2 separate regions of the Mus musculus genome follow, and region 2 is linked to region 1. Evidence: chromatin contacts called from ENCODE Hi-C or POLR2A ChIA-PET data. All regions are on one chromosome and are shown on one strand. Each heading gives the region's core, a stretch centred on a gene start or an enhancer-like site at or near the end of the contact. The rest is flanking DNA. Distances are from core to core; before and after follow the strand shown.

Region 1 (5,454 bases), core at 2,275-4,774:
TAGGGCAGAGTTGACTCGAGAGCTAGTTACAGCCAGGAGTATATCCCATTCCCTACATTGAGTTGTGATGGGCAGAGTTGGGGTGGGACGAGGAAGTGCCAGGGATTGGAGACACAGTGGGCGAGCTGAGCTGACTTTCTACCTCTACCCTCAGCTACGACTTTTGGAGTCAAGCTACCTGCGCTGGAATCCAGCTTTGGTTCCTAAAGAACTGGGGAATTTAGGCAAGTTGTTAAGCCTCCATTCCTTCATCTCAGTTCTCTCTGGACCTTAACTCTCTCATCTGGGGATACGTGCCTCCTAAGATTGTTGTGATAATTAAAAGGACATATCGTGGAAAATAGTTCTGTGACATGGAGAACTCTTAACAAATGCCACTGGCCCTGTCATAATTGTGGGTCTCCATTCTGAGCCTGGGTCTTGTGTGGAGTGGGAACAATACATATTCTGTAGGCTTCCGTAGAGATAAAGTATGGTCAGGAATATGAAATCTTCCATATGCCTGTTTCAAACACCTGGACCATCCTCCCCACGGCCATCCTCCTCATGTCCTCCCTGCAGCAGCATGGAGCATGTTGATCCTGTTTGACTCATTACCCATGAAGCTCTGCTCTCAGAAGAGATCTCTCATCCCTTCTAGAGGGACCTCACCTCATTCTCCTCCATTCTTCCTTCTGTGGGTTTATTTATGTAGAGTCAGGGTCTCATTAGCACAGGATGACCTGAAACTCAAGGGGATTCTTCTGCCTCAGTCCCCTGAGTGCTAGGATCACAGTTGCCTGGCACTATGCCCAGATCCTGCTCTGGATTCATAATCTGGGTTACTCATGACTCATGTCTTGGGACCTGCAAACATCTATTCCATGCATTAGAACTGTCTGTGCTCCTGCTACAGTTAACTCCTCCAAGGGACCATTTGTTGCAGTAAACTTCTTAAGACATACATAGAAGCTGAATGCAGAGGTACATGCCTGTAGTCCTGTTCATGGAAGGCTAAAGCAAAAGAATCGCCTGGACGATATAATAAATTTGGAGCTAGCCTGGGCTACACAGTGAGAGCTTGTTTCAAAACAAACAAGCAAGCGAAATTCCAACAAACCTAAAAAATAATTTCCAGCAACCTCCCCTGCAGGCTTTCTGTGTGCAACTCCAGAGAACCCCATCTCTGGGATCCTATCATTGTGTTTATTTGCCCCCTTATCTAGAAAAATCTAAGAAGGTGGGGCTTCGTGAATGGATATAATGATTAATTTGTATGAATAGAAAGCTTTGGGTAAGGTGGCCCTTTACTTCCCACCCACACCAACTTCCAATCTCTGCGTTCCAATGCAACCAGACCTCACCTTGGGACATGAGTTGCCGGAGCACACCTTGTAGGCGCTGGAGAACTGGGGAAGTGACTTGTAAGAGGGGCCGTGCCTGCCCCACTCCTGCCTGGCACTGTCCAAACAAGCCATCTAAAAGCACAAAGGTCTTGTTGTCAGGGCTTTTGCAGGAAGCTTCCCAAAGCCCAGGCTGCAGAGGGACAGGGCTCTCTCCACCTCCTCTAGCTTTAGAGTTGTGCTTCTCTGCTCTCCTCACAGCTGACCTCTCCCTCCCCATTTTTGTCTTTGGAATCCTATGCCAGGGCCCTACTCACCCTGAATACAGACTTCCAGATGCGAACAAAGTCTGCGGTCAAACAGACAGCCTGTGAAAGAGAAGATTCTCAGAACACAGAACACAGAGGACAGTCAGATGGTTTAGAAACAGGAAGGAGATATGGCCCCATTGCTTCTTTCTAAGGAAGGCTTTAAGTCGGGAGGACAGTAGGGAAGAAGCCTAGAACTAACTAACTCTCTCTCTCTCTCTCTCTCTCTCTCTCTCTCTCCCTGGCATATATATTCATACAAATTTATATATGTGCATGTGGCCAGAGGTCAATGTTGGGTATCTTCCACATTTTGTATTTTCAAGACTGGGTACCTCACTGAACCTAGTGTTCACTCAGCACACGCAAGGGATTTGACTCTCTTACTTTCCAGCACTGGGGTTAGACATCAGTCACTACGCATGGATTTTCATATGGGTGCTGAAGATCCAAATTCAGGCCCTCATGCTTGTATGACAAGCACCCTACTGACTGAGTCATCTCTCAAGCCCCAAGGCCAAGAATTATTGAGGAAGTATGGGGTCTAGCTTTGGGGTCTGAAGATCTTAGTTTCAGTCTTTAATGACTCAATTTGCCTAAGTGGGAATTGGAATGTGGGAGGAAGGGAGGGTAAATTATGTAGCATTGTGGGAGAGTTCGTGGCCAAATTCAAAAGGAAACGGTGGTTCCCCAAATCTCTCAAAGCATCCCAATTCTAGTGGCGTGGAACTAGAGGAGGAAGCTCCAGCACTCCCTCCCACCCCCCCACCCCCACCCCCGCGTGGTAGGGAAGGGATGCCGGTGCTTGATTCTGGGGCAGCCTGTCCCAGGCAGAGTTGATGGCGCTGTCCATGGTTCTGAACCTAGGAGCTAATGGCACGTCGGGAAAGGAGACGTTTACCAAGGGAAGGGTGGCAGGACAAGGAGTGGCTCATCCTTCCGCTCTGTCTTGTTAACTCTTGGCCTCACAGGAAGTACCGTGCACTGGCCCCCAAGCCAAGGTGGGAAAAGAGGGAGCCAGATGGAGAGGCTGCGCCCCTTCCCCCCACCGCCACCTTCCCACCCCCATCCCGGGCCCATGAGTCAGCGCTGACTATATCCGCTTAGATGTGAGTCAGCACCAGGCCCGGCTGTGGGAAAGGGGACAAGAAGAGGACCCTCCCCTTTTACTCCTCTTCCGTTCCCTCCCCTTGCGTGTTCCCCTTCTTATAGCCGACCAACTCGAGCAAATGGCCTCTCTAGACTTAAAAGATAAATCCTGCTCTGTCTCTAGCCAGTCCTACAGGGAAGCTGGAGTCGGGTAACAGTGGAGAGGCTCCTGCCACCGGTGGTCGCCCATTCCTCTTTCTCGGCTTCCGATTCTCCATCTCGGGTCTCCACCCCGATGCCTCTGGCTTCTCCCACGGTCCTGTAGTCCCTCTAAATCTCTCAACTCGCGTGCACCCCCGCTCCTCCTCCTGTACCTAGTCTTCCCTGGAGCCCACTTTTCCAGGTCCCGCCTGCGAATCCCGGCTCCACCTCCCAGCCTACGCCCCTTTCCTCACCTCCATCTCCCTTCATCTCACTTCATGTCCTCTCATCTTCCTCACCCTACAAACACCCCCCCCCCCGCCGCCTTCCAACATTTATCCTACCCGAGCTTCTTGCTTTTGCGACGCTTCCCCCCGCCCCCATCAAGTTTTCTCCTGACCGTGGGCACTGATGGCGCTGCAGCCCCCGGGGCGGCCGCTCAGCAACAGCAGGCAGACCAGCAGCCGGAGGCCCCCGGAGCCCCCGGAGCCCCCGGAGCCCCCGGGCCGCCGCGGGCGCCTCATCCTTCCCGGCTCTGAGCTCTCTCTCCGGCCAGAGTCTCGGCGACGTTGGTGGGAGTCAGCCCAGGAGCCTAGGCGGAGTCTGCCACTCCCCACCCACCTCCAAGGCGGGGTCTAGTTGCCCCTCTTGAGGCGACCCGGCCAACTGCAGGCGTGCAATGACGACATCTCCACCCCCGGCTCTTATGCCTATTTGCGTCATACTGGCGTAAGAGCCCCCTCTTAGCCGGGGACCTACTCAACCTAAGCCTCCTCCACCATATAGTAGGTTCCTCCCTAGAATTCCCACTGGGTCCACCCACTCCTGACCTGTATTTTTCAGGTCCACCGCCTCTGTCTCCCTGGCTCAGGTTTGGTGAGAAGGACTCAAGTACTATAGGGAACAGGAAAGATACGTGGGCCAGGGAGTATAAACCGTGATACAAGAAGCTTAAGAGATCAGAACAGGAACTCTTACCATGGTTCCATTATCGCTACTGGCGTCTTCCTGAAAAATCAGAGATGGTTAGGCACTCGCACTGGGATAGCAAGGGATGAGCTAGTTGCTTACTCTTGTCTGAAGAAGCCAAAAAGCACCTGCCCCACAGGGTAGTGGTGAGAATTTATGTAATTAGACACTGCAGCAAGACCTGGACCTGCATATCGCAAACACTCCTACGCATTAACTTCGTTTCCTCTTGCAATCTACTCATCTGACTCTTGAAACGGTTACCTTCTTTAGTATTTGCTTTTCGCTTAGTTGGTACAAAGCAATCATACACAAATGTACACAGTGACAGTCAGTACATGTACACGGATGTATGCAATGTGTAATGACCAGATCCACATACCTGGCGTATCTATTACTTCAGACCTTTATAGTTTCTTTGTGTTGGGAATACTTAGCATCTTCTCTGTCAGCTCATTTGAATTAGCCCAGAAATCGTCGCCGCCTGTAGATATCCTGCTGTGCTTCCGAACATCAGCCTTGCTGCTTGCCCAGCTGCACTTGGTGAGTACTGCCATTTGTTATTAGCTCTGGCTGTCCCTTAGCTTCCTGTCTCAAGCTTATTGACGATCTTATGATTTCTACATAAGGTACACGCCACATCAAACCACCCCTCCCCCCCCCCAGCCTTATCACAGTAATTTCCTCAGTGGCTTTTTAATATTCTTAGTTATCCAGTAAGCTACAGAGTTTTCTAAAGTTCAAATTAATTGCATTATCCTTTTGCTTTCTAGTCGTTGTTTCTTTTTGTTTTGTTTTTAAGACAATATGGGTCAGGTGAGATAGCTCAGCAGGTACACATTCACTATCCGAACCCGATGACCTGAGTTTGATTCTTTGAATCCATATAAAGACAGAAGAGAATCAACTCTATGATGTTGTCTTCTGCTCTCTCTCTCTCTCTCTCTCTCTCTCTCTCACACACACACACACACACACAGAGAGAGAGAGAGGCCTTTATAAAGCGAATTAAAAAACCAAAATGGTTTAGTGAAAAAAAACCACTTATCTAGACTTCACAGTTATTGACATTTGGGGTGTGTTTGCTTCCTTTTAATATTTATGGTAGACATTATGAAATTCCTCATAAATATTTCAATATGCATCTCTAGGAAATAGGAACACTTTTCTACAATAATATCACTTAGAACTCAATTCATATTCAACTGTCTCAAACTATTTCCAAAACGTCTTTTTGGCTATTTGTTCAAATATGAGTCAACCAAGGATCACTGTTGCATTTAATTCTTTTCTTTCTTCTCTCTCTCTCTTCCTCCTCCTCCTCTCCTTTTGTTTTTGTTTGTTTGTTTGTTTGTTTGTTTGTTTGAGGCAGCGTTCTCTGTGTAGCCCTGGATGTCTTGGAACTCTCTCTGTAGACCAGGCTGACCTCAGACTTAGAAATCTTCCTGCTTCTGCCTGATGAGTGCTGGGATTAAAGGCATGCGCCATCACCTCCTGGCTGAATATAATTATGTTATTAATTCTTTTTAACTTAGCATAGATACCCAAAGTCGCCCTTCTTCCAT
Region 2 (6,056 bases), core at 3,295-5,794, 45 kb before region 1:
TTGGGTTTCAAACTTTCCTCAGGGAAGGGCACTGCTTCCCTGAGTCACCAGGGAGGGGAGACAAGGGCAGGGATGGTGCTCCTGTTCTGGAGATTCCACCCCTACATGCTGACGTCAACATGAGTCCTAGGGTGCCTATTAGTGAAGTATAATTTATCCCTAGGGTCCAGGCAGGAGGCTTCCACCCCGAGCAGAGGCTGAAGCCAAAAGAAAGCACAAACAGAGGGGAGACGACCTGACTTTTAATAGCATGGCTCCAGCCCCAGAAAGCAAGATAGACAGCAAGCTATGCAAAGCTGCCAGAGGTGCTGTGGCACAAACAACTAGATTGCCCTTGTTCCTGCCCATCCCCCAAGTTTGTGAGGTGGCTGTATGCCCGGGAACTTTGGGCCCGCCCAGCCCCCATTCCCAAATCCTCAGTGTTCAATGACGCCTGGGCCAAGCCTTCTAGAGCTGTTGAGTGAAGCAGCAGCAAGAAGAATAAAGTAGTCCAATCATCCAACACAGACTATCAGATATTTCAGAAAGTGAAGACTTGTATCTTGCAATAGCTTGTAGCTAGACAGACAGGTCCAGGGTTTGGTCCTTGTTTCTTTCCTATTCTGCGAGTCCTTAGGACCTTACATTGAAGTCCTTGGGTTCCTGCTTTCTGGGGCTCAATATGGGGCCCCCTTGGCAAGTCTCACTGTCAGCCATGTGAAGGTAAAATTAAAAGGTCACAAGCGGCCAATAGCGGGAGGTAGCAGCCAAAGCAGAAAGGGGGACAAGCAGAGGCTCAAGCAGTTACAAAGGGGACAAGAAACCATGCAAGGAGACTGTTTATTTCGAAAGGATTTTGCAATAAACACAGTGAACAGGCTCCAAGTAGCGGTCTACTCTTCTCCCTCATCCTCGTCCTCATAGGAGTCGATGCCTACTTCCTCATAATCTTTTTCCAGGGCAGCCATATCCTCTCGAGCCTCAGAGAACTCCCCCTCCTCCATTCCCTCACCCACATACCAGTGTACAAAAGCCCTCTTGGCATACATCAAGTCAAACTTGTGGTCCAGACGGGCCCAGGCTTCAGCAATGGCGGTTGTGTTGCTCAGCATGCACACAGCACGCTGCACCTTGGCCAGGTCACCCCCAGGCACCACAGTGGGTGGTTGGTAGTTGATGCCAACCTTGAAGCCTGTGGGGCACCAGTCCACAAACTGGATGCTGCGCTTCGTCTTGATGGCAGCTATGGCAGCATTCACATCTTTGGGCACCACATCTCCACGGTACAGCAGGCAGCAGGCCATGTACTTGCCGTGCCGAGGGTCACATTTCACCATCTGGTTGGCAGGCTCAAAACAGGCATTGGTGATCTCTGCCACTGACAGCTGCTCATGGTAGGCCTTCTCTGCAGAAATGACTGGTGCATAGGTAGCCAAGGGGAAGTGGATGCGAGGGTAGGGCACCAGGTTGGTCTGGAACTCTGTCAGGTCCACATTGAGGGCCCCATCAAAGCGCAAGGAAGCTGTGATGGAGGAGACAATTTGGCTGATGAGGCGGTTGAGGTTGGTATAGGTTGGACGCTCAATATCTAGGTTACGGCGGCAGATATCATAAATGGCTTCGTTGTCCACCATGAAGGCACAGTCTGAGTGTTCCAGGGTGGTATGGGTGGTCAGGATGGAGTTGTAGGGCTCCACTACAGCCGTGGACACTTGGGGGGCTGGGTAGATGGAGAATTCCAGCTTGGACTTTTTGCCATAGTCAACAGAAAGCCGCTCCATCAGCAGAGAGGTGAAGCCAGAGCCGGTGCCCCCTCCAAAGCTGTGGAATACTAGGAAGCCCTGAAGTCCTGTGCACTGATCAGACTGAAAGGCAAGGAAGAAAGAGCAATATAGGTAGGGGAAAGGCCTGAGGAATTTTCTAGTTTTGTAAGGTCTAAAGTATCTCAGATGTTAGGACAAAGTCTGAATATCCCCTAACAGCATCAATTTCTGAGACACAACTAGTGATCATCCTAGAAATGGATCCGAAAAAAATACTTTTCCTGAGCACAGAGTCCAAAGCTCCCTCCTCCCTGCCAGGCTGTATGTAGTCTCACCAGCTTGCGGATCCGGTCCAGCACTGGGTCGATGATCTCCTTGCCAATGGTGTAATGACCACGGGCATAGTTGTTGGCTGCATCTTCTTTCCCAGTGATAAGCTGCTCTGGGTGGAAGAGCTGACGGTATGGGCCATTTCGGATCTCATCTGAAAAACCATATATCACATTGCAAAAACCACCTGACTCTGCTCCTTCCCCCTCCCCACCCACTGAGTGGCAGCTGAAGCCAGATAGATAAAAGAGCTAGCTCATCCTTCTGCCAGCATCCATCTTCAGCTTCAAATAAACCAAGAGGCTTCAAAGATCACAAAAACCCAGCCAAGACATTCTTCAAGAGACACTCCACTTTCCTCAAAAGGGGACCCCTCCCCCCCTTGCTCACCGATTACAGTAGGCTCCAGGTCCACAAAGACTGCCCGAGGCACATGTTTTCCAGCTCCAGTTTCACAGAAGAAGGTGGTGAAGGAGTCGTCCCCTCCACCAATGGTCTTATCGCTGGGCATCTGCCCATCAGGCTGAATCCCATGTTCCAGACAGTAGAGCTCCCAGCAGGCATTGCCCATCTGGACACCTGCCTGCCCCACATGGACTGAAATGCACTCGCGCTGAGGGATACAGAGAAGGTCACAGCATAAGTCCTTACCCACAACTACCCACTTCATTCGGTTCTTTCTCACCCTTTTGCCTATTGGCTGAGATTACTCAGTTGGTAAAAGTATGGTAAGGTTGGGACTCATGGTGGTCAGAAGCAGCTGGCAGCCTCTCCAGTCTCCTCAGCACAGGGCTCCCCAGACTGGAGGTAGCCAGCAGGGCAGACCAACCCCTTAGCCTACTTCTCAGTAGAGAATTTACCAAGTGAGAGCTGTATAATCCTGTTACATCCACAGGATACACAGGACAGAGAGGACATGCACACCTGACAGGCAGGGCTTCAGCAATTATAATAAGGGTGCAGGGAGAGAAAGACACAGAGAGGGATAGACACCGAGAGACAGAAGACTTTCCAGTTGCTTCCAGATCGTGCAGCGTCTAGAAATATGTTTTATAGTTTATAGCCAGCAGCTTCCTCCCTGGTTAATCTTTGCCTTGAAAATTCTCACAACCCTCTCCCCTTCTTTCCTGTGGGCAAAGAGGTGTCTCAACCTTCCATCTGGTATCAACTGACCATTCTGGCCTTCAGGATGCTAGAACCTCCACTTTTAAGTTCCATCTGGCCCTGAGGGATCAATCCCATCTGGCTCCTCTCCCCACCTCCACCCTCACACTCTGCGTTGCTTCACCACCTCCATCCTCGCCTCAGCCCACATGGAAATAGCAGCGATAATACGGGTAAACGCTGACGGCAGGGGCAGGCAATACAGGTATACATACTGGAGCCCTGGCAACTTAAGGCTACATCTAGGTGGTCCATAATTTAACCCCTGCAACGCCCAGGTCTATAGAACCTGTGCGCCTCCCTTTTCACAACCAAATGGCGCGTGGGGGCGGGGTGGGGCACGACAATTTCTAAATACCCAGAAAAGGAAGTGGAACCTGCTAGGAGGCCCTTGAGGAAACCCGCCTTGCTGCACAAGCCAGGGGAACGCCATCTGTACCTGGGCCCTACGTCTGCTCTCCCACTGGAGTCTTTCCAGTTACTTCCCAGTTGAAAGCTCGGGTTGGATTTCTGCCCCCGCTCCGGGCTATAAATACAAACCCCTTCATACACCTCTCTCCCTTCCCCCGCCACCTGGCCGAGGCCGGGGCTGTCGATCAGCGCCAGCTGTCTCTGCCTGTTCTCCGAGCACCCGCGAGCACCCGCACTCGGGTAGGAGGGGCCCGCTGGCCTCCCGAGACCGAACCCCATTCCCGCCACCCCTCCTGGCTCAGGAGGGGGTGCTGAGTCATGTGGGGGGTGTAGATGGGAAGAAGGCACACGGAGGAAGACGGGGTGCGGTACCAAGTAACCCCTTAAACCAACCGGCGCCAGGCACGTGTTCGGTCAGTTCCAGGGACTCACTCAGGGGGTATGGGTGGCGGGGGCAGCTGAGCAGGTCTTCTGCTGCCGGAGGAGAGCACTGGGTACGGAACCTCGTGACTCCCCTCAGGAGGGTTGGAACACAGACGCTTGGTAGGGCAGGAGGACACTACAGAAGGGCTCCTCTCTGCTAGTGAAACACCCTCCCTCAGTCCCCAGCTTCTGAAGGTGGACAACACACTAGGTCAAAGTCACCGGGAGAGGTGGGGGAAGTGCAAAACTCTTACATCTCCTGGAAACTCGGAATGCTAAGGAAAGGGTCTTCAGATCTCTAGTGGAAGGTTCCCCCAGAGAAGCGGGACATTTGTTTATAGGACCGGAGAGATCCTGGCGGGGCCTCACTCACCATGATGAGTTTGGGCTGTACGTCTCACGTAGAGTCGGGGTCACGGGTCTCGGTGAGATCTGCGGAGCTGCAGTGCCGCACCGCTCTTATAGGCAGGAGGCGGGACCTGCGCGCTCAGCCCGCCCACCATGGGGCGGGGTGGTTTAAAGACTACATCCCCGTCAGGATAGGTGGCCACCAGGGGAGTGAAACCTAGGCGTATCCCCTCCCCTTGCCGCTCCGGATTCTCTCACCTGTCGGGTTTGGCTTAGAAGCAGCGGCCCATATTCGTTCCTAGTTTTGAGCCGATGTCCCGGATTCCGAAGGTCCGAAGCAGAGACGCAGGGTGCGGTGGCGGAGCGTGTCTCGAATGCACCCGCGTCATGTAGACGCTCATGGTGCAGGTATTCCGATTTAGGGCGGATGAAGCTCAAGCAATCCTTCAAAAGCGGCTGTCCCCGGCCTTCTCCGCTGTCCTCCCAGCGTCGCCTCCCGGGCTCGGGCGGGTTGGGCAGCTGGGACTGGTCGCCCGAGACCCCCTTACAGCAGACCGCCGCCTGCTGGTCCCCGGCCGAGTTGGTAGGCTTTCGCCCACACCTGTAGGAGGCCGAGGACCTAGAACTACAGAGCCTGAGCCCCAGGGTGCCGATCCGGTAGACTATCCCTCAAAGCCGAGCGGCGCAGCCAATCTGTGAGGGCCGACGCGAGAATCTGCCACCTTTCACCGGCCAGGCCACTCGCTGGTCAGAGGCTCCGTCATTAGCGCCGTCACTATTAGTTAGCTCCCCGCCTCGACCACCTACCTGCTGCGGTGGAGCACAGAACCTGGAGCCTCTGGAACAGCATCCGGTCGGCCTTATGCAACCTTGGGCAAGTGACTTAGTGTCACTGAGTTCTTGGCTTGTACAGTCGAAGAGATACCTCCTTTCTACGTTTTATTTCCATTTCGTACTAGGACAGGCCTTTCTAAAAACTATTTCTGCTTTCTCAGACATACATCACCCCCACCGGAAAAAAAATCCCTCAGGAGGAGCCCAGGTGCTGGTTTTCATGGCCATAAAAATTCTGACTCCTAAGGTAGTCATCACTTGAAAAAGATTTCACCAGCATGGGCTTCCATTCTCTTCTTAGGGACAGAGCTGTTTGTCAGCATAACACAAGGCCGAAATATATACAGCAATGGCAGACGTTCTATCAACAAAGTAGCTAGTGGCATTTGACTTAAGAGAAGTCATAGAAAAGAATACAATACATTTCACAAGATCTCTTTCTAGTCCTTGACATCTGGTTAGGAGAATTTCGTTGGGAGAGGCTGAGTGTGTAGTTCGGTTGGTAGCATGCTGTCATCATTTGTGAAGTTCTGGGTTTGATCCCTAGCACCATGGTTGGGAGAGGGTCTCCTCTGTAAAAAGAAAATGGACACGGACATTTGGTTAAGCCGCTTGCAATCATGGGTCATGGTCTGTGCAAAGGAATGAGTCTTGATGATCACAGGACACAGTGGCCACTCTGAAGATCTTCTCGTTTCCTATGAACCCACACGGCACAAGGGATAGAAAAAGATCTGAACAATTAGGCAAAACTCTAAACCTGTTTGGCCTTCAGATTCCGTTCTTTGTAAAACTGAGGTAACC

Evidence for each region. Hi-C counts contacts between places; a loop is a spot of excess contacts on that map. ChIA-PET counts read pairs that join two places held with the same protein, here RNA polymerase II (POLR2A).
Region 2: a loop to region 1 is called in a map of left cerebral cortex, with 4 times the contacts of the local background. The contact joins the promoter of Tuba4a here to the promoter of Ptprn in region 1. A Hi-C loop is called at or near these places in 3 of 37 maps with a recorded cell type or tissue (all left cerebral cortex). POLR2A ChIA-PET finds 5 or more read pairs at or near these places in 4 of 5 experiments (Patski and embryonic stem cell).

Annotation. Positions count from the first base shown.
Region 1 is chr1:75,260,684-75,266,137 of GRCm38, forward strand. It overlaps Ptprn (protein tyrosine phosphatase, receptor type, N), which reads right to left and starts at 3,525. Exons shown (of 23, transcript NM_008985.3): 1 at 3,321-3,525; 2 at 1,640-1,690; 3 at 1,344-1,457. The coding sequence starts at 3,444.
Region 2 is chr1:75,214,750-75,220,805 of GRCm38, forward strand. Tuba4a (tubulin, alpha 4A) reads right to left here and starts at 4,545. Exons shown (of 4, transcript NM_009447.4): 1 at 4,444-4,545; 2 at 2,463-2,685; 3 at 2,078-2,226; 4 at 223-1,844. The coding sequence starts at 4,446. The coding sequence ends at 873. It overlaps A630095N17Rik (RIKEN cDNA A630095N17 gene), which reads right to left. Exons shown (of 3, transcript NM_001243090.1): 3 at 5,346-5,824. The coding sequence ends at 5,711. Stk16 (serine/threonine kinase 16) reads left to right here. Exons shown (of 8, transcript NM_011494.5): 8 at 1-857.